Linked DNA regions of Homo sapiens: region 2 is linked to region 1. The links are chromatin loops, found by intact Hi-C in ENCODE. Cell type or tissue: chondrocyte. All regions are shown on one strand. Links, peaks and the distances in the headings refer to the core of each region. The heading gives the core; the rest is flanking DNA.

Region 1 (2,908 bases), core at 201-2,700:
AAATCAACCTAACTGGGGGATATGGGGGTGGGGGGCGCTAATATCCCTTAACCTTTAACCCCTCTTGTCTTACTGTAGGACCAGTTTTTCAAACTTTTATTTAGAAATACATATATATATTTTAATTTGGCAAGGATAGGCAGAAACAGCCGCTTCACTGGCATTTCACATAAAAGCGGCTCCTCAAGTATTTATTTTAAAAATCAGTCTGGCTGGGGGGCTAGAGTCCCCTTAACCACTCTTGTCGGACATGGGGCCAGTCCTTCAAACTTTTATTTTATTACATTAGTTTTTTTGGGAGGAGTGGCAGGGCAATAGAATATTCCCAATAAGCCTTCCAGTCTTCCAGCAAGCCAGCTCTTGAAAACTTTTATTTCAAAAATCAATCTGGTTTTTTTTTGGCGGGGGGGTACAGCGGGGTACAGAGTTCCCATTAACCTCTTGCGTTCCGCCGAGAGCCGGCTCCCTGAACTTTTTTTCCAGCGTGAAAATGACATTTCCGAGGGGCTGGGGGACTGGGGGAGGGCAGAAGGGAGCCGGGGAGCGGGCGCGGGGGGCGCGGGGAGGGCAGGGCGCGGCGCGGGAAAGTTTGGGGGGGCGGGTGTGCCGCGGCACTGGGGCTGGCGGACGGGAGGGCGGGCGCGCCCCTGGACCGGCCGGCTTTGTGTGCCACGCGGAGGCCGGCAGCGCGGAGGCCGAGGCCGAGGCCCCGAGCTCGCGGGCCGCACGGCGAGGCCGGCCCGGGGGCGGGCAGGGCGGCGGGGGGCGGCGGCGGCCCCGCGAGGGGCGGCTCGGCGGCAGCGGCTGCCGCGGCGCGGCCGGTGCGGGCCGGGGGTGGGGGCGAGGGCCGGCGCCCCCCCCGCGCGCCCCCAGCGCCCCCGCCCCCCCGGCCTGAGCGGGGCGGGCGGAGGAGGGAGCGGCGGCGGCGGCGGCGGCGGCGGCGGCGGCATTGTGCGCGCACCAGCAGCCCGGCCCGGGAGGAGCAGGACGCGCCGGGGCCGCCTCCTCCCGCACGGACCCATGAACCAGCCGGGCGGCGCGGCGGCTCCGCAGGTACGACGGGGGGCCGGGGGCATGCACCGCGCGGGGGACCCCGGGGGGCCGGGGCCCGGGGCGCTGCGCCACTTCATTGCAAGATTTGCAAAATGCAAAGTGCCTGGGCACGTTTGCGGGCTTTTTGTGGGCGCAATCGGGAGGGTCGGGGTCCGGAGAGCACCCCCCCGGGCGCTGCGGGGTGCGAGGAGGGTGGGGGTGACGAGGGGGTCTTTTGGGGCCCCCACCCAGCGCCCCCTCCGGCCCCGGGCTCGGACCGGAGCCCAGAAAACAAAGCGGCGAGAGAACAGAGCAGCCATTTCAGTTTGGACAATTCACATTTTGCAAAAATGCAACCCCTTCCAGCTCTGCCCCCTCCCCCCCAAATTTGCAATTTTCCCCTGACCCTCTCTGCGCTCGGGGTCCCCGATGACCCCCCGGGAGGTCTTTCCCCCCAGGTCCCCCATTTTTGCAACAATCTTTTTTTTTAGGCCATATTTTCCTTTCTCAATTTTTTTTTTCTAATTTTTCTTCAAACGGTAGTTTTTTCCCATTAAAACGACGCCACCTAGAGGATACTATTTTGTAAATAAAAAAGAAATTAAAATTGAAAAGAAATATTTTTTATTTCTTATTTTTTCAAAAGTTTGCACTACCAGGCAGTGGAGGGGTAAGAGATTCTTTTTTTTTCTTTTTTCGGGTGAAAATTTTCACTTTGATCTTTCCAGAAGCATGGAGACAATTTTTATTTCTGAAGCCAAATCCAGATAATATGTAAATGAAAATTAAGCTGGAATTTGAATGAATTTAGTTCTTGGAGGGGAGAAAGCAAAAAACCTCCTAAAAGCAAAGTCAGTTTGGGTACCCAACTCATTTTAGTTTGAGAAAAAAACTAATTGGAATAAAGAAAGGAGGGAAATTGTTGAGTTTAGGGAAAACTGAGAGAATTGGCTTTATGAAGCAATTAGAAATTGTACTTCATTGTAATTTGGAACTTGTTTAGCTCAGCGGGCAAAAAAAGACTAATTTCTCTATATGGCAATATTTAAAGTTTTTCTATTTCCACGAACGAAGGATTTAAAAGAGAAAATAGAACCTAAAATGTTGGCTTTGGACACACCCAAAAATTGTAGTTTTTTTTTTTTAATTTTGCATTTACATTTTACTGCATTTAAATCCTAAGATTCTAAAGAAAACAGAAACTAGAAAAGTTACAGTGAAATCCTTTCTTTCTTTTTTTCTGTATTTGTTGGGTTTTGTGTGTGTGTGTGTTTTTTTTGTTTTGATGGAATAATTAAGACTGTTTTCTGATTTTGTTTCCTGAAAGGTCTAGGCATTTCTTTTTTGTTGTTGTTTTATCCAGAAAATGTCAGGAACCTTTTTTGAGCAATATTAAGTGGAAAAAATGTAAATTCATACATTATACAAATTGAGTAGCCCACAGATTTGTAGGAGAGACCGCCATTAAAATAAGATATGCATAATTAACATTATTATGAAAAAACTAACAGTGGATTCACAGAAGCTCATTTTTTATGACATGCAACTGAATCAATTGATGAAGACAAGGATTGAGGAATCCTTGGTAAGGAAGAAAATTTTCCCTTTTCTGTCTTGTTCACCCTTCCAATTTGAAAAATTTATTACTTAAAAAAAATTTAGATTGGTTTCAGGCCTCTTTGATTGTGATGTGGGGTTGGTAGTTTATCAATATTTGTTATTTTTCAAAAACCTGATTACTTTCAAAGGGGGAAAAATCCATTAGCCTTGATCATTTTGGGGGGTTTGTGACCAAAAAAAAAAAATGCACAAATTTTACTGACTTAACAAGAAAAAGATAAAAGAGGGATGGGCAAAAAGGAGATGAAAATTCTGA
Region 2 (2,908 bases), core at 159-2,658, 120 kb after region 1:
GAGGTTTCAGGGGCTCCTCTAGGAGGAGGAGCAAACACAAGGCACTACCATTGCTCCTGCCGTGCCAAGGGCCTCCTGAGGACTTCGCTCACCCAGCCTCGCTCCGGGTTCATGGCAGTCCCATGTTCATGGCAGACACTGCGAATTGATTACTGTACATTGTCCAATGATGCACCTCAGAATCCTTCTCAACACAGTATGCCAAGAGGTCTCTGCCAGTCAGCTAGAATTGAAAAATTAGAAGTGGAAACCTACTTGCCATTCTTCTTGATGAAGATAAGGCAAGTTGGGTTTACAACAGTGAGAGCATCCAGCCCTTAGACTATTTCCTGGCTCTGAGAGATAAGGATGCCCGCATCCCATTATGGTGGTCCAGGTGTACTGTTAAGCAGTGGGTACTCTTTCCTATGCTGTGAAACCACTGGTCCTTAATCCTGAGGTGTTTACTAATGAGGGAGTCCAGGGAGAGCAGTAGGGGCCCAGAGACCCGAGACTTAACTGAGTTTCCTCAGTAGCAGTGCAGGAGACCGTGGAGGGAATGAGTGACCCAGACTTGACCCCTCTTCAGATGAGGGACAGGGACCAACTGGGTTATTCCCCGATAGTGGAGACCTGAAGAGGGGGATAATGGAATCTAAATATTCACAACTTACAGCATTTTGCAAGGTGCGCATGGAGCAGACACATTCCAGGGTGTCCTAGCCAATACGGAGAAGTCTCCAGGAGGGGATTTCAACTCAGTAAAAGGAAGGACTTCGTGTGATCATGGGAACTGTTTGGTAACTGGACATAAGCCTGTGAGGGAGTGAGTTCCCCGTCCTGACATAGGTGATCAGGGAGGGTCACTGGACAAAGTGCAGGAGCGGGAGTCAAGGATGAGATAGATGGGAGACTGGATTCTGCAAGGATGTTTCTAGGCAGCAAGCTTTCAGGACCGAGGTACAGAGGTGTTCTCACACACATAGGGCAGCCCAGAGAGCCAGGAAAAGAGGAGGAAGGAGCTCCAACCAGGAGGCAGCAGCCAGGCTATGGCGCTGGAAGGAGCAGCAGAAGAGCTTGACAGTCATTCAGACACAGCCACGTGGGTTTCAGCCTGTGACAGACCCAGGCAGCGTAGGTGCCAGGTCCTGCTTCATCGTGCCAGCTGATAGTTCGTTTCCTGTTTCAATAGGTTGTTGGCAGGGCCTCACACAAGAGCCTGCCAGAACCAACACTCAGCTCTTTGCTGCAGCCACTCGGAAAGGAGGAGTTCTGGCCACCCTCCCAGGCGCGTCCTGTCTCTGCTACTGACGCTTCCTCTTGGGGTCTGAAGGGTTAGAGGGTCCCTGTTAGAAAGGGCCCTTGGGCTGTAAGTCAAGAGCCCAGGGTTTACCCTACTGTGGGGACTTGAATAAGCCCCTTAACTTCTCTAAGCCACCGTGTCTTGAATGGTCAGTAGGTAGAATAAAAGTCTGCCCCTCTTTCCAGTAGAATTGTTGGGGGCAGAGTGACGTAATAGGTATGGAAGTGTTTTTAACGGGACAAAAAACGTAAAACCAGTACCACTGCTATTAGCTGGAACCTCAGGACATTGATGCCTCTGGGGTTACCTCTAGAGTGACAGGAACCTAAAAGGCCAAGGTTTTCAAACATTTGTTTTTGCTCAATACCTCCTAAAAGAATTTTGAAAACTGTATATTCTTTTTCACATGTTTGAGTTGCCATCTAACATTTTTATCCAAAGTTTAAATCATTGCAAAGGATATAATTTCCAGGATATTGTGTAAAAAAAAAAAAAAGGTGGCATTTTGGAAATAAAACTGTGAACCAATTTTCAAAATGTATCCAAGGGAATCCAAACACTACCACTATTTGATATCCACCATCATCACTTCAAAAACATATGAACAAGCCTATCTTTAACAGTCAGAAATTTTACATCTTTCCTTTTTCTCCTTGAGCTCATATTTCCAGTCCACTGCCCCCACAGGGTTTTATCCTAATGTAAAATATATTTTTTATGCTTGAAAGTCTTTTATTGATCACTGTTTCACACTCATCACCATAACAAGATGTACATAAATTGAAATTGAAATTTCTAAAAAAAAAAAAAATTTCCTGGGATCATAAAGCTCTACATTCTCCAACATTTTTTTTTTCCAGATTGAGTTGTTATTAGCATACAATTCATCAAAAACAAATTTAGGTAAATAGTAAATGTAAAAGTAAAAAATTATTGAAAATGCATCTCTTAATGAAATGGATAGGGCTTCATTTCTTTCTCAATTGGCTCATGTATCTCTGAATTAATATTTCTTATTGCTAGAAGGAGACAAGATTCGACATTAATTTAATTCCTATCTTTTGGTTTTTGTAGGTCTAAGTGCTTAGAAAGCTCAGTCACATATGTAAGTAGCTGGCAGTGGATAGAGTTTTGTTTTAGCAGTGTCACTCAATTCTTTGAATTCCTTCCAAGTTGTATGCCAGAAATCACACAGGGGTCTATCATCAGATGATATTTTTAATGGTCTCTTCGCTGACAACTCCATTATATCCTCCTCTAATTTTGTTGAGAGCAGAGAGTTGGAAGTCACCCGATTCAAAAAAGGAGTTGTTCCTGGTCATTAGATCCACTCACTTTCTGAGCCCGACACCAGTATTGTAGGGTCACCTCTTTGCTTGGAGCCCCAGGGTTTTCATCTCTTGGGGCAGGCACCGTGGTAGGATTAGGGGTGGGTGAAAGGATCGTCTTTTGTTTGTAACGTGGCACAAGGGTGAAGGTGAGAGTGGGAAGAACCAGCGAGTGGGGCCTCCCACCTGCCAGATTCTCTGGCACATTGATTTTAGGAAAGAACACATTTAGAAGCTGATGATTCTCTTAAGGCTGTGTGGACCTACTTACCCCTTGGGCAGCCACCACACACCCCCA

The links. A loop is a pair of places that touch in the nucleus more often than their neighbours do. Peaks named below come from ENCODE experiments on the same cell type or tissue, not always from the same donor. Only the 100,000 strongest peaks of a DNase experiment are listed, where the experiment ranks them.
Region 2: a loop joins it to region 1, with 2.5 times the contacts of the local background. A loop is called at or near these places in 27 of 110 quality-filtered maps.

Annotation. Positions count from the first base shown.
Region 1 is chr9:113,875,361-113,878,268 of GRCh38, forward strand. ZNF618 (zinc finger protein 618) reads left to right here and starts at 949. Exons shown (of 15, transcript NM_001318042.2): 1 at 949-1,053. The coding sequence starts at 1,021. In chondrocyte, for the core only: a CTCF peak has its summit at 1,615 (motif pointing left); no DNase peak of the experiment used is centred there.
Region 2 is chr9:113,993,165-113,996,072 of GRCh38, forward strand. The region is part of intron 3 of ZNF618 (zinc finger protein 618); the gene reads left to right. Among named protein-coding and RNA genes, the nearest start is that of AMBP, 84 kb to the right of the region's middle. In chondrocyte, for the core only: a CTCF peak has its summit at 1,223; no DNase peak of the experiment used is centred there.